Regions from separate parts of the Mus musculus genome. Here all the other regions are linked to region 3. The links are chromatin loops, found by intact Hi-C in ENCODE. Cell type or tissue: left cerebral cortex. All regions are shown on one strand.

The links. Peaks named below come from ENCODE experiments on the same cell type or tissue, not always from the same donor. Only the 100,000 strongest peaks of a DNase experiment are listed, where the experiment ranks them.
Region 1: a loop joins it to region 3, with 11 times the contacts of the local background. A loop is called at or near these places in 5 of 42 quality-filtered maps.
Region 2: it touches region 3 in a loop (5-fold over the local background); 3 of 42 quality-filtered maps call a loop at or near these places.

The regions. Positions count from the first base shown.
Region 1 is chr8:81,010,383-81,018,382 of GRCm38, forward strand. Usp38 (ubiquitin specific peptidase 38) reads right to left here and starts at 4,524. Exons shown (of 10, transcript NM_027554.2): 1 at 3,373-4,524; 2 at 1,785-1,920. The coding sequence starts at 4,054. In left cerebral cortex, a CTCF peak has its summit at 884; DNase peaks (open chromatin) are centred at 872, 3,801, 4,658 and 5,970; H3K4me3 peaks cover 3,872 bases; H3K27ac peaks cover 1,722 bases.
Region 2 is chr8:82,836,878-82,844,877 of GRCm38, forward strand. Gm31545 (a long non-coding RNA gene) reads right to left here and starts at 657. Exons shown (of 4, transcript XR_387821.3): 1 at 634-657. In left cerebral cortex, CTCF peaks have their summits at 4,881 and 7,734; a DNase peak (open chromatin) is centred at 4,825.
Region 3 is chr8:82,770,140-82,778,139 of GRCm38, forward strand. Zfp330 (zinc finger protein 330) reads right to left here and starts at 4,006. Exons shown (of 10, transcript NM_145600.2): 1 at 3,918-4,006; 2 at 2,741-2,872; 3 at 1,200-1,219; 4 at 662-732. The coding sequence starts at 2,860. In left cerebral cortex, no CTCF peak of the experiment used is centred here; DNase peaks (open chromatin) are centred at 3,562, 4,058, 4,579 and 4,884; H3K4me3 peaks cover 1,685 bases; H3K27ac peaks cover 985 bases.

The sequences.
Region 1 (8,000 bases), 1.8 Mb before region 3:
CTGTTGGCTCACTGTATCTACTCGGCATTTTAAGAAAGTCTCAAATTTATATGGTAGCCCAGAAAAAGCAGAACTCAGAAATCAAAGCCTAGCTTCTACGGAATGCTTGTTTTGGAAGCTTCAGAAAGTTGAGAAATCATACTGAGCCACCCTAATGTCAGACACCACCTGTGCTGACTGTCCGTGTAATACAGAGCCACAGCACTGCTTCCTCTTTTACTTTAGTGTTGTGGGCACCTCAATAAACCCGTCCTTAGCCATCTTAATGACAACTGCAAACTACCTAGTCACAGCCTACCCCTCTTCTTGTCTATCGTTTCTAACAAACTCATCATTTAACATACTAAGTCATCCACTGTATGTTCTAAAACAAAATCTAAATCCAAAACAAAAGCAATGTTATTATGTAGCAGTATGGCAAGAAAGCCAGGCCTTTTTAACTAGGGCACCCATTTTATACATTTTAACATCTTAAAAATCAGGATAAAGGCTGGAGTCAGTGAAGTGCTACTACATTACCGTTGGTCTCTCTGACTAGAAAGCAGCTATTTTTATCAGTTTGCTCAAGGAATTTTGAGGGCCTGACACTCTTGTTAAGCACTCAGTAAGTCACTCTGAATGAATAACTTAGTTCAAGCATAAAAGTGCTGCAAAGGGCAAATTAGTTTCTAGTTAGACATGGCGAGTAAGACTGCAGATCACTTAGGATATGTTATCAGAAACAGCTGACAATCAGGCTGGCAGCACCTGTAGATGCCCAGTGACAGTGTGCTATTACTTTCAAAATGTTAAAACAAAAAACAGCTAGGGCTGGAGAGATGGCTCAGTGGTTAAGAGCATTGACTGCTCTTCAAGAGATCCTGAGTTTAATTCCCAGCAACCACACGGTGGCTCACAACCATCTGTAATGGGATCTGGTGTATCTGAAGACAGCTACAGTGTTGCTCATGTGCATAAAAAATAAATCTTTAAAAAGCAAAACAACCCCCCCCCCAATCACAAACAAACGAACAAACAAAAAGAAAACAGCTAGAATAAGGGAGAGAAAATAGTTTTCACGAGGCAAAGGTAGGGGCTGGAGAGATGGCTCAGCAGATAAGAGCCACTTGTTCTTGCAGAGGATCCAAGTTTGATTTTCAGCACACAACTAGTGGGTCATAAACATCCATAATTCTAGTTGCAGGAGCTGACCTCTGACACCACGCATGCACACAGTACACATACACATTCAAAGGCAAAACACATAAAATAAAATAAATAAATCCGCCGGGCGTGGTGGTGCTCGCCTTTAATCCCAGCACTTGGGAGGCAGAGGCAGGTGGATCTCTGAGTTTGAGGCCAGCCTGGTCTACAGAGTGAGTTCCAGGACAGCCAAGGCTACACAGAGAAACCCTGTCTCGGGAAAAAAAAAAAAAAAAAACCACAAAAATAAATAAATCCAAAGAGACAGGGGCAGGTGTCACCTATTGAGTCTGGCTGAAAGAGAAAAATAAAATCTCTACCTAGCTAAGAGAAACAAAACCAAACCCAGAATAATACGAGGATAACAACCACCCCCCCCCACCCCCCCCACGGAAGAAGGCTACAGGAAACAGTAAGGAATAGATTGTCTAGAAAAACAACCCGCCCACACAACTTCAAATGAGACTATAGGAAGGTTGAGTCATTCTAATTAATCTGGAGAAACCACAAATTTACTTTTAGATTTTAGTTTTAGAAATTTCTCAAAGTTTTTCACTATCCAAAAACCCAGACTATGTCCTGGTATGTAAACATCAAAGTACCTGCAGAGAGCTTGGGTCATACTCGCATCTTTTACATTTGGGTCGGTGGTTAGGCTCCTGATGAGGACTGTGATCATCTGCAGAGGAATATGCTGCACCAGGCTTGCCAAGGCAACCGAGGGCTCAAAGGATGCATCTAGTTGTTAAGTTAAAAAGACAGACAAATATGGCATGGAGATTAAAAGTGAAGTACTAGTGCAAGGGAGAAAGGAAACACACACACACACACACACACACACACTAAAGGTGCTCTAGGAAGTTATGTTATACATCATGGGTAGACTCTAAATCGAAAGTTAAACCATAAAAGAGAGGTTAAGAGGAAATAGCAATAATCACTCATTCTATAGCCACATCACTAAATTAGAAAAACTATTGTTAAGTTTTTTCAATAAGCTACTTTGTTGTTAATAGTACATTTATGGGTTTAGATAATACTTTAGAAAGCAGTAATCGGGGGTGGGTAAGAACCAGTCACATATTCTAATTTCCATGTCAGAGGCTCATATTATAGTAGTCATTACACTGCTGTGATACTTGAAAAAAATTTTAAGAGTAGAAATTAAGGCGAAGGGGGCTGGCTTTGCTTATATAAAATGTAAGGCATCAAGATGGTCTGCTTCAGTAGGCCAGTGAAAGACTTGGAAAAAACTTGTAACAGCTATGACAAACTACAAGTACGATGGCAGGAAGGGGAAGCAAATGCCCCTGGTATCTATTAAACACATCAGACTATGGGAGCCTTTAAAGCTCAACCCTCATTTCTGGCCAGGGTAAAAAGGGGCAGCTCCACTAAGTTCAGTCTCACTCTGGCTGTGAACCTATTGTTTCACAACTGCCAGACTCTAAAGCACCTTCAAGTACAGGCACAGACAAGGTTCTAGGTGAGGTTTTCTAAGACCTTTCCCTAGTTTTTGAGGATGCAGTTCATGATAAAGACAAGACAGATTACTTACTACCTAAGCTGTCACACTTGTCTTCATGCTCCCTGGATCTCCTGTCACATACACTGTCGTGAAGTGAAATGCTGACATTTAAAAAACACTACATGGTATACCGGGACAATAATAGATTGTGCGCGACTCATGAATTAAAAAAAAATGAGACCACCAGAAAACAGGAAAAAAAAAAACCCAACAAGATACCCTTCAATAAGATGATAGGTTACACACAGTAATAATAACTCCCTGCGGCAAGCATCATATATGACCATTAGTCAGTAATGACTAGAAGCTTTTCATCCTGGCTGTCAGCCTGTAAGAATTCCAAAACTGGAGCAGAGGTGGTGTAATTAAATGACTTGTTCAGTGACAAAGGTCTTTGGACTTAGGCATCCTCAATGTTTTGGCTCCAGCGTACCATTCTGAACAAGGCAGTGAAGAGGAGTAACATTTTGCATAAGGGTATTTAGTTTTGCTCTCCATCAAGAACGTCTCTTACTGGAGGAGTTACTCTAATAAAATAGGCTACCTGGCCTCTTTCAGTACCCCCAAAGAGAATGCTTCCGGGGGGGAAAAAAGCGCACTGTGTTGATGAGACACACGTGTTGAATTTCCAAGACACACTTTTCTGAAATAATGACCCTTACCTGTGGAAGAGATGCTTGCAAAAACTTCTTGCAGAGAAGGTAGCAGCGTGGAGGGCTCAGCCTTCCAAATATTCTGTAGTAAGGTACTCACTTTCGTTACCTGGGAGACATACTCCCGTAGTTCCTTCTCCTGAGTGGACACGCACTGGAAATGACCTATCGTTCGAACCAGCTGTTGACAGAAGGTAACTGACAGTTTCCCTTTGGGGACGCACTGCACGAAATCGGTCAGGAGGTCGCTCAGCCGGGCACAGAGCACTGGCTCCGGCCTCTCGCAAACCATTCGCAGGACCTCCACCTGGAGCAGGCTGAAGAGATCCAGCACCGACGGGCAGCTCATAATCAGCTTCAGGCCGTTGTGAATGTAGTCCAGGATGGCGACGTCCTTCCTGTCCACTGAGTGGTAGCCCTGCTGAAGGAGGCCCAACACGAAAGTCTTGTTGAAGAAGGACTCGAACTCCGGCCGGTGGTACCGCGCGTAGGCCTCCAGCACCTGGTGGCCCACTTGTCGCTGGAAAGGGTCCTGGCCCTCCAGGATGAGGCGGGTCGTCAGGTCAAACATGGCCTCGCACTGCGCCTCGTCGAGCCAATGCTCCGCGAACTCCACCACCTTCCGCACAATCATCCGCTTGAGGGGCAGCGGGTGCGAGGAGCTCACCAGGCCTTCCAGAATCTTGTCCATCGTCGCCACTCTGCAAGGCCAGGCCCTGGGGATAAAGAGCTGGCAGCGGCAGCCCCGGGGGGCAGCAAAGCGCCCCGGCGGGGAGGAACTTGGAGCCAACCAGCAGCAGGACCGGCCACCGCCACCGCCGCCTCAGCAGCCACATTTATCGAGTGGGAAGGCCCATCCGAGCCGGGACGGGAGCGAGCGATTCTGGGACGCCGAAAGGCTGCGGGTCCCCGCGGTCCGCCTCAGGGGCCGGAGGTCCGCATAAGGCTGCCTCGCTGGGCCCGCGACCTCTCCCAGCCTCCGGGCGCAGGGACCCTCCAGGCTGAGCTGGAAGGTGAGGAGCGCCTTCGTGTCCCGGGTCAGTGCGGAGCCCCGGCTCCCGCGGGTGGGCAGTTAAAAGTCGCCCTGGGTTGAGTCAGGAGGCACTGTCAATGCGAGTACCTCGATCTGCCAAGGAGAGGAGCCGGAGGCGCGGAACACCCTGAACCCGGAAGCAGAAATACTGGCGAATAGGAAGTGAAGCTCCGAGGTACAGCGGATAGGTCCGCCCTCGCCCCGCCCACTTTTTTCCGGTCCTTTCCCGGCTACGTTCGACCCATTTCCTGCTGGCCCCGCCCCTCCCCCTTCTCCATGTAGCTCCTCCCCCGATAGGCCGCGCCCCCTTCCCTGGCGCGCAGGCGCAGAGGCACGGAGTGAGTCACGCGGCCACTCTCACGTCACTGGAGACTGTGTGGTACGTCACTGGCGGACTTCCGGAGGCGCTGCTCAGGGAGCCTACTCTGAGCTCTGAGGTTCTTGTCGCCGGACGTGGATTCCGTCAGTGGTGAGGGTTAGAAACTCAGAGACCACTCAGCGCGAGCGAACCGAGAGTCTATACTGAGCCGCCGGCGACTGCCGGGGGGAAACCCTTCTCTCAGAGCAGCCGGAAGAACGCACTGTGCAGGGAGCTGTAAAAGGCAGAGAACACGGAAACACTACTTCCTTGTTTGCCGTTGGCAGGGAAATAAAGTAAGCAAGCAGCTTACTAGAAGCCCAAAACGTGCAGTTGCCTGAGGCATTTCCCCGAGTTTCTAGGACAGAGTTGGGGTACAGGACTTTTCACTTTCATCAGGGAATGATGGTGTCAGTTTCCGGGTAAACCAAAGATGGCTCCACCTGAGACAAAATGGAGGAACTTTTACTATGTCATAGTCTGAGACATGTTGCTTATGAAGACAATTCGAGGAAGTGCTATTAATTGTTTAAAATCTTGTGTCTGAGAAAATTTTGGAAACGCGAGAAGAGCACTAGTTGAGGAATGGAGGAAAGTATAAGAAAACAAACAAACAAACAAACCAAGCTTTGGGGGAAATCTTTCTAAAGACCTTGTTAGGCCCAGACATACTCCAATGCCTTAAATGGCTGGGTTTTTCCTCTGAAACAATTGCTAATGTAGAGAGAGTACTGGTGGCTCATATATTTAGTGGTGATTCAAAACAAGGTTGTTGTAAGAATAGATTTTTTAGCGGGTGGTGGTGGTGCTCGCTTTTAATCCCAGCACTTGGGAGGCAGAGGCAAGTGGATTTCTGAGTTCGAGGCCAGCCTGGTCTACAGAGTGAGTTCCAGGACAGCCAGGGCTACACAGAGAAACCATGTCTGGAAAAAATAAAAAATAGTGAGCTTTTGTATTCAGTGTTCAGTGTATAAGCAAGATCCTTCTCAGCTAAATTTAGACCCAGGCATAGTGGCATACACCTTTAATCCATGGAGATAAGGCCAAGCAGATCTCTGAGTTCAAGGCCAGCCTGGGACAAGCAGGTTCTAGGTGAAGAGCTTAACTCCAGGCCTGGTGGTACATGCCTTTAGTTCCAGCATTACAAGAGACAGCCATGTAGGTCTCTGAGTTCATTTCAGGAAACCCAAACTTAGGCAGAGAGGGAGTTAGAAAACAGAAAGCTGATAATAGAACATGGTGGAGGTGGGAGGACACATTCCAGCTTCAGCAAGCAGCAGAACTTGGCAGCTTTGGCCATGTGGCTCTGGCTTTAAAGAAGGGATTACTGGGACAATTGATGCTGGTAGCTGGAGCTAAGAAATTAGTGGTGATTACGAAGAGACCAGCGTCACTGAAGTGAAATCTTCTGGGAAGTGTTTTCTGAGAGCACAAAGAAACTGTGTTCCAGAGATAGCCAAGGCTAGATCTCGAGCTGCAGCTCTACGTGGTAATGTGTAAGGGTCACCCAGGTGGTTTTGAAGGCGTGAAGTGATCAGAAAGAGCAGCTGAGGCTTAGCACTGTGCAAGGCCATGGATGGCCATTGGTGAAGGTGCCACCCCAGTTGTAGTTGATGGCCCAGAACTGAGTCATGCAAAGAAGTTGAACCATGAAGAGAACCTATGAGAGGCTATTGGTGAAGCCTAGCTGCAGCAGAAGACCCCAGTGTGTTGTAGATGCTAGTATCATAGGATGATTGCCAAGAACAGCAGTAGCAGTGAAATACATCAACCTGAGTTTAGAGTGCTACAGAGGGCAGAACTGGAGAAGTGATGGCAGCCCTTTGGAAGAGCCCAGAAGAAATGAGAACTTATAGTAAAACAAAAATAATCATACACAGATGTTTACAGGAGGTTTATGTGTAATAGTCAACAATAATGGTAATCAATGGAATGGTTAAATTGGATGAATAAACTGGTTCATTGAAAACATCAACAAGAAAATGCAACAGGCTTGATAGGCATACCCACTTACCAGATCTCAGGGGCATTATTCCAAGTTAAAAGAGGCAACCTCCAATGGCATACTCCTAAAGTTCCTTTATATAGTATTGTCAAAAATAAAATTTTTAGAGATGAAAGATGTGATTATAAGGGTTTATTTAGGATGGTAGAGAAGAGTGGGTATAAGTATGAAGGAGTAGATTGATTCATTGTGATGGGCAGGTTCTCCACCTTGATAAAATGGCATATAACTATAATATACATACATATATACATACATACATACATACATACATACATACATACATACATACATACATCACACCGATGTCAGCTTCCTGAATTTTATATTGTGCTATATGTAGGTAGTGTGTGAAGTGAAAATTATGGTTTCTTCGGAAAGTCAGTTGTGTCAGATGGTGTTTTGCTGGGTCAAACATGTAACCTCCCTCAACCTTGAAGCAGGCTGATCCAGACTTTGACCTTGCTGCCACTAAGAAGGAGATTACCTAGGGTTGAGCCTTCTGACCTTGATGGCTCTATTTGCTCTTCTCCAAGACTCTGCTTCCTGCTGAAAGGTCCTGGAGACGTTCCGGAGACACACCCTGTAGATCGCCTACGGGCTGGCTCCAGGCACCAAGAATGGGCTGGTGGGGGATGGGCTTACCCTCTTTATAAGCACGGACTCTCAGTAAACTTCGGGGGGCCTTGAACAGAAACATGTCTTGGTCTCCATTATTTCTCTGGTCATTCTCTCCCATACAGCTCAGACCTCCCACTCAGGAACCCAGTTAGTGTGGCCGCAGGCTACAGGCGGCCTACACAAACATGGAGTGTTTTTCTGAAGCAGACACAGGATGCTTTGCTAAAGCAAGCACATGAAAAGGGTGTGTGATGAAGGATTTTTCACTAATGGCACACATGTATTGGTGCCTTATATTGCATAGCTGAGCTTCATTTGTCGTGATTCCATAGAGAGAAATGAACAAAAAAACTTCTGATAGTGTTCTGGCGGCTTCTTGCCACTTCCACGGACTTGATAGAGTGATGTCAGGTGAGACAGACTCACATGCTGAGGCAAAACATGGTGAGACAAGATCCATGGAGGACACATGTTTGGAGGGAGAATTAAATGGACTTAACAGACAGTGACCCGAGGCTCAAAAGCTCTACAATGCATTTTGGTCTCAAGTCTTTTGCTGAGGGAGGTATGGCAAAGAACTTCTCCTGACCTAATTGCTCCTGCTGACTGGTGCTGATTTG
Region 2 (8,000 bases), 67 kb after region 3:
AACAGATTGAAAGTTGAAGGTTTTGTGGTTGGGTTGATGTCCTGGTCACACTGCTAGAGCCTTGCCTGGTTATAGAAGATGGCTGGTTCCAGCTCCGAATCTCCCATTATTGGGTTGCATCTGCTAGAGTCACTCTCAGGGAAGATTCCAGAGAGTTTCCACTGCATTAAGTTCTACATTGCCTCCCCCAAAATGTCCCCAAATTTCATGATAACATGTATGCTTTTTGTTTCCTTGTCACAGATTTCAGTATGTCCAGTGAATAACCAAAACCAAAGAACATGGTTTTTCAGATTTCAACATACATCAGAATACAAGAGGAGCCTTGTAAAAACAGACTAGAGAGCCAACCCAGTGCTGGGGTGAGACTGGGACATGTTCATGTCAAAGCAAGCTCCAAGTCACTCGAATGCTAGTGCTCTTAGGACCTCCATCACAGCTCAGGACATTTGTAAACAGTGCTGTTATATCAGTACAGATCTCTACAAAATTGCCATAGTGTCATAAGGCTTGCTGATTGTGAAGGAATAAACACAGTTATGGATACGGTAAAAGCACTTGCCGTGCAACTGAAGGACCAGGAGCTCAGATATCCTGCTTCCAGGATAAGCCCTGGAAGAGTGGGTTGCTCACCTGTAGTCAGAACCTGGAAGACAGGGGATCCCTGGGGCAAGCAGTGTAGCTGCACTAGTAGAATCGGAGTGCTCCAGTGAGAGATCTTGCCTCAGTAAATTGTGTGGAAAGTTAAGGAAGAAGATGCCTGATACTAACTGACCTCTGGCCTCCACATGCATACATACACACCTGCCGCATGCAGGTACACATACACATACACACACACACACACACACACACACACACACACACACACACACACACACAGACACGATGCCAACCCCCCACCCCCCAATGGCTGATTGGCTATGGCCGAAATGTCAGGACTAAGGAAGGTAAGTTGCAGATCAAGATCTGAAGACTAGAACATCGACTCTCTAAAACCACCTTAAAGCTCCTCTGCCCGGCCGTGTGCACCAAGTTTTCCTGCCTGCAGATAGATTCTTTACTCGACTTCCAAAGCCATTGTGATGTGTGCTGACATGACATTTCTAGATTGTCACTCTGGAATGTCACACTCTGTTAGTAGGCTTGCTTGTTTTTCTTTTTTATTCCCAATGGCTCATCAAATCCAAACAAACAAAACCCTCTGTTCTCCGGATGTTGTTGTCCCTGTGGAGTAAAGCCCTGCCAGGATTATTTGTGATCAAAACCTTCTTTCTGCCCTCACATGAAGCTTTCCCCTGCTTGAAGATCCTGAAATAGATTCTTTCGAAATATCAGGGTCAAGTGTAAGTGATTCTGTCTTCTCCATTCTTTCAGTGCCAATAGCCCTAAATGTTACTAATTACGACCTTAGCAAACAGAGAAGAGAACATCACTCCTCCAGGAACAAAGGGCAGACCACAATTTCACTAGAAGGAATAAGCTTGATGGCTTGCTACATGGTTTGCTATGCTAAAATTGAAACAGGTGAGATTCCAGTCACATTCTGATGTCTAACCGTGTGGCATCCACATTCAAATCTGAACAGGACACTAAAGACAAAGGAAACACCAGCTTTGGCCCAGGAGCCACACACCCTATACCAAGTCCGACTGGCAATGGTTGTCACATGATTCAGCTGAGCTAGAACAGCATAGAAACTGAGGCAGAGGACAGAGACAATGAGCAAACTCTGCTGCTGCAGTCAACAAATAATCTCAGAAATAGTATTCGTTACAGTAGGGGAAGAAAAGCCTGCAGTAAGACAAGTAGAGCAGGGCTATACACACGCACACACACACACACACACACACACACACACACACACACACACACACACGAGCACTCCTATTCATACATGCACACGAGTGCCCCCCACACACACCCATGCACACAGTGCACAAACACATGTACTCACAGACACACATGTGCAGGCATGCACATACATGCACACTCGCGTGCACACATGCACACACATACATACACACATGCACTCACATGAATACATGCACATGCATACATAGGCATGTACATGCACACACATGTATGAGCTCATGTGCATGCATACACAGTTTATGCACTGTTCTCATTTTGTTTCTGCACTGTGACATATATCCTGATCTAAAGCAACTAAGGGAAGACAACAGTTCATCTCATTTCACAGTTCCAGATCACATCCCATCACTGAAAAAAGGTAGAACCTGCAGGGCAGGACCACTTGCTATTTCATAGAGCATTACCTCTGACCGAGGACCTCACCCACAGCCAAAGACAGTCAGCAGTGACCTTGTTGGGGGCCTGGAAGGGATGCCTATCTAGCTTTCTTTTCTTTTTTAAATCTTTCTAATTTTATTGTATTCTTAAATTTTCAATAATATGTTTATTAATTCCTTGAGAATGTGTCATTACTTTCTTTGATTTTTCACATAGTTTCTGTTGAGTTGACTGGAGACTAAGGCTTCAATGTGGAACACAGGGAGCACTGAGGTTTTCAAACTGGGCCTGGACCTGACTGCCTTTTTAACAGAGGGCAAGAGAAACAGGAGCCATCAGGTCTCGTTGGATGTGGAGTCCAAAGGGTAAAGCCCCTACCCCCAGCCTCCCATCAGAAAAGAGCAGGCCTCCTGGGGACATGGACCAAACCCAGTGTAACAAGCTACAATAAGACCAGGCACATATCACTACATCAAGGCTGGGCAAGGCAATCCAGTAGGGGGAAAAGGTCCCACAAGGAGGCAAGAGTCAGGGACAGCCCCTGCTCACTGTTAGGATTCCCACAAGAACACCAAGCTACATTATCTAGCTTTCTTACATAGTACAGGACCATCTGCTGAGGGAAAGGTATTGCCCATAGTGGGCTGGGCCTTCCTGCTTCAATTGTCAACCAGAACAATCCCCTACAGGCAATTTCTCAACCAAAGCTTTCCTAGCAGGCGACTCTAGGCAGTGTCCTGTTGACAGCTAACGCTAACTAGAATATACATGGATGGTACCTATGCTTATATACAATTTGACTTAATAAATAAAACCTTTATGTTTGTAATTAACTTCTCCCCAAACATCAAAATATAGATGAAAGAAGAAAAATAGAGCAGGAACTCATGGTCAAAGAATATGTGTCTTTCAGTTCATTTTATTTTGTCTCGCTATCCTGTAATATATGTATAAACATATATATATATATATATGTATATATATATATATATATATGTATGTATGTATGTATGTATGTATGTATATGTGTAGTTTGGTACATGATAATTTGAGAACAATTTTATAGAAAATGGCTCATGAATGTATTTAAAGAAAGCAAACATGAGCTATACTTTCATATGTAAAGGGTGTTGGTATGCCAGGGTCTACATTCATTACACTTTCATTTTGCAAAGCCATCCTGTTGGGAAGGCTTACTGTCATACAGATATGCATTGACCAGGTACAGTGATGACATCATGCTGACTCTCAGGGTCACATGGTTGAAAACGGCACATCACATGAAAGACACACTTTCAGTCTCTGTTAGACCCAGCCCCAGCCTGATGTAATGCTCAGGTCCAGATGACCTGATGTTGGAGGGTGACCTACCCTCAAGTGGCACATGGGAAAGTGTAGTCTATATGGGAAGACAGTCTGAAGAGCAGTATGTCAAAGCCCTTTAAAGTAAAGACTTAAATAACTTTCCCGTCATACCATTGCATCATAATTGGCATCGAATCATTTGGCAGGCAGAGGTATAGAGTTCCAAAGAGGCACTGTCTGGAGCCTGTATCCTTTGAACTCCACATCCAAGGAGATCTAATGGCTCGTGTTTCTCTTGCCCTCTGTCAACAAGAAGGCAGTCAGGTTGAGGCCCAGTTTGAAAGCCTCTGTTTTCCCTGTGTTCCACATTGGAACCTTAGAGTCCAGTCAACCCAACAGAAACTACATTTAAAAAGCCAAAACAGGTAATGACAGAGAGCCAAGAGGTCCACAACTATAGCCTTATCTGACCATTTGGTGGCAACCATGAGGGATATACAGGACTCGGGAGGTGACCAAGCTTTAGACTTTTAATGATTGTGAGTAATATCAAACATAAAATATTATTTCATATGTGATGGCTATTTGAAATTCTCATTTTGGTGTACACATAAAAGTATGTTGGACAATACCCTCACAGTTAGCTGAATAACCCAAAGCAGCTGAGGAGACCTGAGAGGAGTTTTGACTAGTTCTCCTTATCTAGCTCCTACTGTAACCTCTGGCCTCTGGCCAAAGGACTCAAAAAGAGTCTCTTGCTGTGGATTGCAGAATGTTTTAAACTGACTTTGCTGAGGAATTTCTTCTTCGAGAAATATCTCTTGTTATATCTGTTCTAAGGCATATCAATTTGGCAACTTCATTGCAGATCATTGATTCTACTGTTAACAGAAAAGAAGAGCTAACTAATGGTGAGGTTTCAGCTTGCCTGTGTGTGAAGGTCTAGGTAGAAAGGATGAATTCTTTCCTTCCTTCCTTCCTGAGGAAGAGAGTGATGGGGCAGGCAATTCTGGGAAAAAAGCATTCATTAATAAAATATAACCCCACCATCTCTACACTGGTTTATTTGGCCGAGGGGGGGGGGAGGGTCGTTTCTTGACAAATAAACAAAATGTCAGCTAAAAGTTAGTTAGGAATTGATTGTGTTAATGTTTCATCCACTAAAGGATAAGCAGTGCAAAGTTATAATTCCTAAAGCCTTAGGGAATCGACACTTGTGACCCCACAACTACTGATGTCATTTCCCTTGGAATTTTAAACTGAATCAAGCTTGGCTTGGTGAAAAGACACATTTTCCTCTATGAACAAATAGTGACCTCCAGTGACTGAAGAAGGGAAATACAGCCATAAATTGATTCCCCCTTTTTAAATTTTGTTTTGTTTTGTTTTTTTAATAAATTATTTTATTTATTTACATTTTAAATGTTGCCCTACTCCTGGTCCCCCCAGCAGAGTTCATCCCCTCATCCCCTACCCCCTTTGCCTATGAGTGCGTGGCCCCCATCCCTGTACATTCTTTGGTTGATGGCTCAGTCTCTGAGAGCTCCCAGGGGTCCAGGTTAGTCGACACTGTTGGTCTTCCTGTGAAGTTGCCACCCCATTCAGTTCCTTCAATCTGTCCCCCAGTTCTTCCATGAGAGTCTTCAACCTCCATCCAGTGCTTGGCTGTCGGTGTCTGCATCTGTCTTACTCGGCTGCTGGGTGGAACCTCTCAGAGGAGAGCCATGCCTGGCTTCTGTCTGCAAACACAACAGAGCATCAGTAATAGTGTCATGGATTGATACCTGACCATGGGGTGGATTCCAAGTCACTGGTCGACTATTCCTTCAGCCTCTGTTCCATTTTTGTCCCTGAATTTCTTTTAGACAGGAGCAATTTGGGGTCCAAAGTTTTGTAGGTAGATTGGTGTCCCCATCTCTCCACTGGGCGCCCTGTCTGGCTACCAGAGGTGGTCTCTTCAGGTTCCATATCCCCACTGTTGGATATCTTGGCTAAGATCACCCACATTGAGTCCTGGGAGCAAGCCCCCACCAGGGGGTCAGGGTGGGGAGTGGGGGCTATGGGGGTGGGGAGCATCTCTAGGAAGTCTCTTGTCTAGATTTTAGATGCTATTTCTATTATTTAACAAGAAGCTACAGAGTGACATGGGGTGGTTGGTACAATTCTGAGCATAGGTGCTATCTTAGAGGTAGCATACCATGATGAACCAGACCCCCATGTTAGATGCTTTATCTCTGGCCTGAGCCCTGAGCATCTCAGCGCCCTTTTGAGCAACTGTGTGTAAGAGTGTACATTTGCAAACAAGGGGTGGTAATGTGGTGCTATGCGTATACCTTCTTCCTCCATGTCATGAATCATACCCTGACTCTTATTAGGACATACAGATTCAGTATAGAGATGGGCAATAGAACAGTTGGGCACAAGAAGGGGGGGTAGTGTGGGGCAGTGGGCATGGGAGAATAAAGGGATTGGGGGAAAACCTGCATCCTGCCAGAGAGTTCTGGTGCTCTGGGCAGACAGACGTGGAGGACTGCCACATGCTTTCCACATGGCCCCAGGTGGGTGTCTGGCTGTGGGAAGCTATGGACCCAGCCCATGGTGGGGGGTAGGGGGTGGACAAAGGGTAGTCCTAGGTCTCTGGGCCTCAAAGAGGCCAGAGATAACAGATTCTCACTCTCGGGCATCCCAGACACCACTGGTCACCACAGAAGAGCTAAGAACAAAATGGGGGCCCCGGGGAAGGCTTGGTCAGCGCCAGGGTGGAAGGGAGGATAGGGCAGGGAAAGAGGGGGTGCTGGTTGATTCCCACGCGGCTGAGAGACCTTGGTCTGGTCCGTGGCTGGAACGCAGGAAGGCCTTCTGGCAGGAGGTTAGAAGAGGTTCTTTAGGGGAAAGCCTATGCCATTGTTCTAGCATGGCAGACCTTGATGAGCAGGGAGAGTCTATGGTTTTAGAGCTTTGTTGTAGAAAGGCAGAGAGAAGGAGAGAAGGTAGAAAGAGGGAGAGAGGCTGGCCATGGCCATGTGGAGGGTGGGGGAGGGAAAGAGAGAAAGAGGGCTACAGATGAGAGTAAGAAAGGTGAGAACTTAAAGAGGGAGAAGGGGCCAAGCAGCCCCTTTTATAGTGGGCTGGGCTACCTTGCTGTTGCCAGGTAACTATGGGGAGGTACATACCTGGCTATATTCAGGTAAATGTGGGGGTGGAGTTTAGCCAGAATACCACAAGCTTGGGACATTGTCTATGTGACTTATCGTCACAGAATTATGGAGTTGGGGGCTCTGTGGTGTCAGGCATCTGTCTCTGGAAATGTGGGTCACTGTTCTGTCCCTTGTAGAGTTTCCTACTGGGTCGCTGGAGCAAGCCTCATTCAACCTAAATAGGCTGCCTTTTACAGCCCTACAGGATAGGGCACTTCCTCAAAACTAAACAAGTGGAGGCCAAGGGCACTGGGAAGCAAAATCAATGTCTTCCTGATTCTGTTGAAGCCAAACCTTGTGGGCTACCACTGCTTGCTGGTTCCCCATTAATCTGGCTCTCTAGTCACCTGGTCACCCATATTTCTCCTTCTTCCTCAGCAACCAAATTTGACTGCAGTTAAAAGCTCAAACCTGAGCTGGTGGGATCAGAAGTTTTCTCAAGAGCAGTGGTTTAAATGGCCATCCTAGGAATCCCTTTTATTGCTACTATCTATCTACCTACCTATCTATCTACCTATCTATCTATCTATTTAATTTTGAAGTTAAAATTAAATATTTCCCCTGCTTCTTTCCTCCCTCCAACATTTGCTCTTTTTCAAATCCACAGCCTCTATTTCTTTGTCATTACTCTCTCTCTCTCTCTCTCTCTCTCTCTCTCTCTCTCTCTCTCTCTCTCTCTCTCTCTCTCTCTGACACTCTCTCACCTCTCCCTCTCCCTATCCCCCCTCTCTCTCACACACACACATATTTCCAAATGTATAAACACACTTTGCTCAGCCCATATAACGTTGGACATATACTTGTCTACATATGATTCCATGATTCCATGACTAGCAACTTTGTATTTGTATTGGATAAGCTATTAGGGGTCTCCTCCCCCCCCCCAGACTAATTCTGCTCTTGGTATTCCTGACAGTGGCATTATGTGCTCTCTTTTTTTCAATGTGTTGTTGCTTCATTGCTGTCTATAACCACAAGAGGATGCTCTGACAACATGCCTAAGGGGACAGAGAGAAAAGCAGAAAGCACTTGAATTATTTTTTTTATTTTTGAGAATTTTGTACATGATACAATAAAACATTCTATCTACCCACTCCATTATCTCCATACTTCCAAACATACCTGTTTTCAACTTCATGTCTTTTTTGTTTGGTTATAACCAAAGAGTTCAGTTAATGCTACTTATTCACACATAGGCATGGAGCCATCCACTGGAGCATAGGGATTCTACCAGGGGTCACATAC
Region 3 (8,000 bases):
TCGCTACCCAGCTGTTCCATGTCTAGCACAAAGTGCAAGGCTGCAATGGAAAATGCATCTGGACACAGCTTTCTAAAGTCCAAACCAGAGACACTGACCATGCAGGGGTTGCCGTCTCCCTGCCCACAAGCTTGTCTCTCAGCCGACATCCACTTGCATATAGTACAACAAAGGCTGTTGAGTCTCTCTTCTCCACTAGCTGTAGAACTGAATAAGCGACTCCTGGAAAACTAGAACTACACTAGAAATAGTCCACATGTAGCCCTAACACTAACCTGCAGCTCTGTACAAGCTCGTATCAATGGCACCCCCAAAGGTTCCACTGGAACCATCCCCTCCTAACTAGAAAGAATGATTTGTTTGAGCAGAAAAGTTTGGGGTAAATCTGGAGTGAAGTAGATTAGGTTCCCTAAGCCAAGTCTCCATGAAGACAGCGGAAATCACAAGATGAGAGAGACAAAGCAAAACCTGCCACAGTCTCAGTGTAAGTGTGCTTTCCAATCAGACGTGTAAGGAGGCTCTTAGGAAACACCAGTTTTCCTTCTCTAGGAAACAACATTCAGTTTTATTTAGAATTTAGGGAAATAGCTCCACCTACACTTGGTAACTGCCACACAAACATTTGATTGATAAAGACATGCCTTCATGGATGTATACTTACCACACTGTGCACAAATTGGTAACTTCTGAACAGAATTACAAAAATAGCAAAATGCTCTATTCTTCTGCCGCCTTGTCATGTAAAACAAAAATTTTAAATAGGGTCAATTTCAAATAAAGTATGAGACTAATTTATCCCTGTGCTAGTTAGTTTTTAATGAACTTGACATAAACTAGAGTATCTGAGAAGAGGGAGCCTCACCTAAGGCCAGACTGGAGCATGGCCAATGTCTGCAGAGCATTTTCTCAACTGCTACTTGATGGAGGAGGACCTAGTGTACCGTGGGCAGTGCCACACTGGCAGGTAGTCCTGGGTTGTGTAAGAAGGGCAGCTAAACCTGAGTCTGGAGCAAGCCAGTAAGCAGCATTCCTCCACCATCTCTGCATCAGTTCCAGCCCCAAGGTTCTTGCCTTGCGCTCTTGCCGTGGCTTCCCTCATCAATGTAAGATGCAATGAACCCTTTCCTCCCCAAGTGTTATAGCACAGCAACAGAAAGCACACAAGGACAATTTCATGCAGGAAGAAAAAGAAAATTTACCTCTGACATTTGTCGCATTCCTGTAGAATTTAAAGCATAACATTAATTTTCTGCTAGCCTAAAATGGAACATTTACTTATATCATAAAGACTCAAATTAAACTATAAGAGGTTCTACATCCCACTTCCAGCTCAGCCTATGTGTACAAAATGTTGTACATACTCCACTAGCAAAAGTAAAAAAAAAACTTATACTCTGTGATCAATGATGGGAAAAAAGCCATATTACAAAAAAAGTTAAAATATACTAGATTCCCTTTTGGTTGTTTTAAAGAAAGCAAATACTACAGAAAACAAACAAATTCCTGCTCAATTTTCTATTTTAATTAAAAACCATCCGATCTGCCAATATTGTGTGGGTGCTAGGAATAAAGGACAGGAAATACTAAAGATCACAGCATGTCCATTTAAGCGGGGTTCGAAGCTCTCCAGTCTGTCACTCTCTGGAGCCAAGGCACCACTGCTCAGCCTTTCCCCAACATGTCCCGGCCTCTTCTCCGCAGGCCTCACTAACTCTGCTCCTTTCCCTTTACTGAAATACCAAGATCTACTCCATGACATGCACGTACGCACGCCAGTCACTGTCTTGTCTGCCAGCACGCCTCTTTTCTCAAAAGAACCTGACATTCAACAACACAATCCCCTCTGTCACATCTGTACCATGACATCTGACCTGTACATCATAAATCAGTCCTGGGACAAAAAAACGGCACGAGCCCAACCTATGAGAAATCTTTGTCTGTGACCTCCACAATAGGAGATATGGTCGATATAAGCACTCGACCAGAAACCAAGAAGCTGCACAAATAAAACATGGCAATCCTCAGGGGCAGAAGGAGCCAAAGAAACAAGAGCAGAGGGCGGCCCAAGGCCTAGCTGTCCCCAAGTCTTAGCTCCTTTCTTCTTCTCACTACTTGGAGGGACTATGGTAGTGAGGTGCTTTTCCCTAGGTTAAATTGTTTCTGTCATTCATAAACAAATGAGTCCTAGAAAGTAGTACACACTAGGGAATCCTACAAACATACAAAAGAGGGAGGTGCGCCATCTGCCATCATCTGCCATTATTGGTGCACCCAGAGTCCCAGGCAGAACACTCGGTCCCCTGAATGATAAACATTTGCTAAATTAAGTCATGAAAATGAAGTATTTTAAAACAATCTGACTTTTTCAAGACTAGCAAATTAGTTAAGAACATGGGAAATGTCTAAAAATCAGGGTACTCAGTGAATGGAGACTGGCTAGGAGAAAATGATCAAAACTGAGCTAAAGAATATATAAAAAAAGCTGGAGCCTCCCACTCAGTTCCTGTCACCCATTCGCCTTCAACATCTATTGTCACCAGTAATTCATGATACGCCAGGCTTGATAATACATACTCTAACAACAATAAAAATATCATTGTTACTCAGTAAAATACTGAGGACACCTTTAACAGGTTCTTCACAGGGGCACACCATAGTTGATCATGTTTTTTAGGTACCTATATATGGTACTACAGAGTCCTCCATTCAGCCACCAGCCATTGCTTTAAAAAGCTCTCACCATTGAAGCATTGCATGGGTGTTTGGCTAGGTCGACAGTACTTCTTGATGCTCGCAGTTGTTTCTCGCGTTCTCGGCGGTTCTCTGCCTTCTTCCTCGCACCGGTCTTTTTCTTCGGCATGTTCCCTTCTTTCTAAACAAGAAAACAGGAAAGGTATAATTGATGCGTTCAGTCACACAGCATCTATACTTTCCTTAAATATTAAATCAGTCTTTCAATTTTAAATGCACCTCATCCCATCTGAAGCCTTTAGCAACATTACACACACATTATTCCAGCTGCAGGCTCCTAAACTAAGGCCCTCCTCTGGGCTTCCAAACTCTCACACAGCATAAGCATCAAGGACCTCAACCAAACAGCTAGAGTAATTGTTTTCTCACCCTAATTATTCTCTTCACTCAAAAAAACCTATGTATGCACCATTAGTAAGAAATGACTAAAAATATTTGTTTTGTGCCAAGTTGAAATAACCATTTTGAGCTATACAGTCTCAGCCCTAATGCTGTTGACATACAGTATTATACAGTACACTGTCACCTACATGGTATCTAAACAAATAACCAGCAACCCAAGGCCTGACCGCAAACAAACCCATTTTCTCTTAAGAGACTAAGGTACTACAGTGGCTTTCGCTGCCTGTCCCTCGTGCCTAGATGCAACAGTTTCGACAAGTCAGATGCTTTGGAGTTTGTTTCCCACACAGACATCAAACCTTACAGTGCTGGTTTTCAGCACACAGAAAAACTACAACAGAGACAACCAGGCTTCTGTGTTCTCACTCTGGTGCCCCAATCCTTTCGGACAGGACAGTCTTCAGAGCTAATCAGTGGTTAATCATGCTGGCCACGCCACGGGGCCTTCCTTCAGTGTTTAAAAGGGAAGTCTGGAGCATGTGGCTGAGTGGCCACGGGTGACCGTGGATGAATTCTGTACCCACTAAGACATCTCAGACCTATTTTTTTCCTCGAATCTGTTTGTGCCAACGAGGAGAGATTTCTTTGAGTTCAAGCTTAGATCCTGGTGACAGCAGAGCGACATTGGGTTCCAGGCTCTGGGAGGCCAGGAGGCGGGGGCGCGGGAAGAGCCACGCGGCTCGCGACCCGCCAGCAGCCCGAGGGCCCCTCACGTTCTCCAGACCCACCCACGTCGCGCGGCCTCACGGGGACGCGCCACTCACCGCAGTGGCCGAGGACGCGGAGGAGAGGGCGAGCCGCGGGCTAGAACGGCAGAAGCAGCCCGTTTCCAACGGTGGGAGCGAGACCGGATATCCTGCTATGTCAGAGCGCCCAGGTTGAACACGTCAACAGGAAGAATCCCGCATGTTCCGCCCCCTCCTCGGGGAGGACCCGCCTTCCCGGAAGTGGACTTGCTACAATGGAAAGAGGCTCCAGCGTTGCAAAGAAAGTAGAGGGCAGAGAGCTGCCGCATCTCAAGGCCTCTGCTATGTCATTCTGATTTTATTATTTAACTCAGAGAGCTAAAAAGTCCAAAAGGAAAAGAAAGACGAGCCCACAAAAAATTTTGAGAGGAGAACAAGAACTTTGCTAGCAATTTTTTGCCTGACTCTTCTGAAATCCTTTTCCTTTCTGGGAGCCTGACAAGCCTCACATGGCACATTTTTAATTTTTGTTGTTGTTATTTTCTGAGACATAATGAATGGAACCCTGGCCTTGAAGCCACGACTCCATTACCTCTGTCTCTCAGCACTAGGATTATAGGCGTGCTCACAGGAAACTGCAGAGCCCTCCACTCCTCCCCCCCACCCACCCACCCCCGCTTTTTTTAATGTCTCACAACACTGAGTTCGGAGGTGTCTTGCTTGGCCTCTGCTGTGTGCATTCTGTTCCATTGTGAGCAAATCCTCCCACGTTCTCTGCTTCTGCTCCGAGGCTGAGATCTAACTATGCTTCCCTACAAGACTGTTTGCTTTAAATAACACTGAAGGTAAATGTTCCACTCTCACTCCCACCTTACCTTTGGGGAGGAAGTTCTTGACATTACTCCCAGTACTGCATGTGAGTATCACTTACTGCCTATCACCTTCTATATTTGAGTGGAGCTGTGTTATATCCACCCACTTTTTTTTATATTTTTTTATTTACATTTCAAATGTTTTTCCCTTTCCAGGTCTCCCCTCCAAAAACTCCCTATCCCATCCCCCTCCCTCTGCCTCTTTGAGGGTGCTCCCCTATCCACCCACCCACTCCTGGCTTCCAGCCCTTGCATTCTCCTACACATCAAACACCCTCAGGGCCAAGGGCCTCTCCTCCCACTGATGTCCAACAAGGCCATCTTCTGTCTTTACCACATTCACATCCCAATGGAAGACAACTCGTTTTGGTCTCTCTCTTTTTTTCCAACCCCTTCTGTTATCATCTTTGCTGCACTCCAGGAATTCGCTTTCATAACCACACCTCAAGCCTTTCTCTGAAGAGAGCTCAGTTTTGTCAATGAAATATGAATGTCTTGGCTTACTAGGCTCCTACCCTGTGCTCTGTTCTGTATTCTCTTGTTTAGTCATCCTTTTCAGTCTTTTTTTCTGCAAGTTCTACTTAATAAAACAGTCCCATCTCATTAGTCACAGTTTTTATCATAGTTTTTGTACTACTGATCATTAAATGATGTACCTTTTCCCTCCTATTGATTTTCTGGGTGGGGTTTTGGGGGATGGGGTGCTGATACATAAACAGGAGTCTATGTCACTAAACTCAAGCCTCTCAGGATTCCCCTTCTGTCCTCCTATAGTTCCCTAATCTCTTATTCCCATTTACCACAATATTTAATCATAATCAAAACATACTTGTTTTCTTCAAGCTTCCACCACTTATATCAATTTCAACAGACATCACCATCTCCTCTTTGTATAAAATGAGGACATGACTGCTCCCAAGTATGAGTAAGGAGAGAATTTTATTGTAGATGTGAGGGAGAATGCTGCCAGAGACATCTGAAGGAGAGAAAGTTATAAACGAAGCATGAGAGAAGAGAGGGAGAGAGAAGGGAAAAAGAACAAAGAAGAGAGAGCCAAGAGAGGGGACCAGGAGGACAAGGGAGCCAAGAAAGCTCACAGACACAATGGCAGCATTCTAGCAGAATAAGAAGCTGAGGGAAGGGAAGTCCAGGAGCTAGACAAGTTTAGGGGAGAGGGTGAAGTGAGCTGAGCTAACTGGAGCCCCGGGTTTCTGAGTGTCTGGCCAGCATGTGCTTTGATATGCTAATAGAGCCACAGTTCACCATTTGTCCCTAGCTTCTTTGAGACCTGATACTCTTTCACAAACACAAAGTGTCAACAACAGCTAATATAGTCATGGGCTTGCTCCTTACGTTTTAGGCACTTTGCCTGTGTGCCCTTAACAAGGTAACACAAGAAAAAGAACACATAGATAAGATGCAGCTTGACCCACAATTCTATAGGTATTTGGGCTTGAGTGTTTGTATTCTCCTGGGCTTGGAATAAAGTTCAGTGATTGAATGTTTGCCTGGCATCAGAATGACTATTGATACCTTAAAATTGATTAAAATTGTAAATCCCACATTAAAAAACAATACTAGTAAATCTATTCCATATTAATTTAAATAATATTCACAAGCAAAACTGATAATACTTTCCTGTATGAAACACGTAGATAAGTGAAGGAACCCTGGCTCGGCGTTGGAATATTAACATCTCCTTGATCATGTGCTTTCAAGTTCCACGTGCTCCCTTCCACCCTTCACACCACGATGACGCCTCCTCCTTCACTATAATCTTATTGTGTGGCCCACATTCCTGTCTCAGCTTCCTAAGGGCTGGGATTGCAGATGTGGACCACCACATTTGGCTTCTTCCCTGTTCTTATACTTGTACAAGCTGAGCAGTAGCTTTACTTATTGCCCCTCCACTCTGTCGGTAGGAACACTATACTCTAGCAGCTGCCTGCCTCCTCACTCAGCCTTCTGCAGAACATCAGCCTCACCACTGCCCACATAGCCCTTGCCATTCATTACAGTATCTGTGCCAACTTATGTTCTAACTTAACCTTAGCCATATGCCTAGTGTTTAGACGGAGCTGGGGGCAGACTAAGGAGGCATCTGTGTGGGTTCCAAATAACAGAGAAGATTAGGAATTAACTACGGGAGACAAGGTCTTTGTGCTCAGGGATAGGCACTGGAGGAACCTGGAAGGCTAAACTCACAGAGTTGTTCCTTCAAGGGAAGGAATGCAGTACCTGCTATCTACCCTGAAGGCTGTAGCGGACGGCTTTCCAGCCTGGTGACCTTTGTGCTACCTGTGTGGCCAGAGACTTTTCAGGCACCGGATTCTCCTCAGACCCTTTTCATATATATGTTTTTCTCGGCCAATCAACAACCTGATTTTGCCAGTCAATCTGTAGACTATCTTTATTAACTTTACCAAAAACTTCCACGTCGTCATGCCTCATCTGTATTTAACTTACTTTGTTCCTCGAGGAGATGTGTGATGCTTTGTTGTGAACAAGAGATTGAGTTAATTATCATCAGATAGTCACCAAATTGTCCTGTGCTTAAATTTGCATAAAATAAACAACTAAGAGCCAGACTCCCCAAATCTGAACCTACACTGGCTGCTGAGTCATGCAGAGACAAAGGTCTTCCTGTGCCTTCCACACATCACTCTACTGGCTGTCATGGTCACAGGCACCAACTATTAACTGGAAAACTGGACCACAGTCAAGCTCAGAGGATTCAGGAGAACTGGAAATGTAAGATTCTCAGTGTCACAACCCAGCCTGTTGCATCAGAGTCTCCGTCTGACGGACATCCTAACCCTGGAACATCTATGCTCCTTGAGTTTTGTGGTTAATCTCTGGAGCGTGGCCACTCTTAGGATTAAGAATTGGACTTGTTTCTCTCTTTTTTTTCCCTGCCTTCCTACTGCAGAATCAAAGCCTCTTTACTTCCTAGCAGAAACCCACTCCATTTTATTGTTAGATTTTAAAATCCAATTAAGCACTTTGGCTTTTTTTTTCTGTTCTCAAATAATTACTTAGCATCAGATATTGCTCTTGTCCTTAAGATCACTGTTTCTCTCATATTTTCCAAGCATTTGACACATTGTACCTATTAGAATATTACCTTCTATTAGAATACCATCCCAGTTCACTACTGATAAAGATTTTAACCACTGCACTGCTACCTTGTGCCAAGGACTATCTGTCTTATGCCTGTCACCAGTAAGAGGTCCTCAGAGCAGTAAAGTTGCCATGACTCAAGTCATAAATCCTATCTTTTATGGACCAG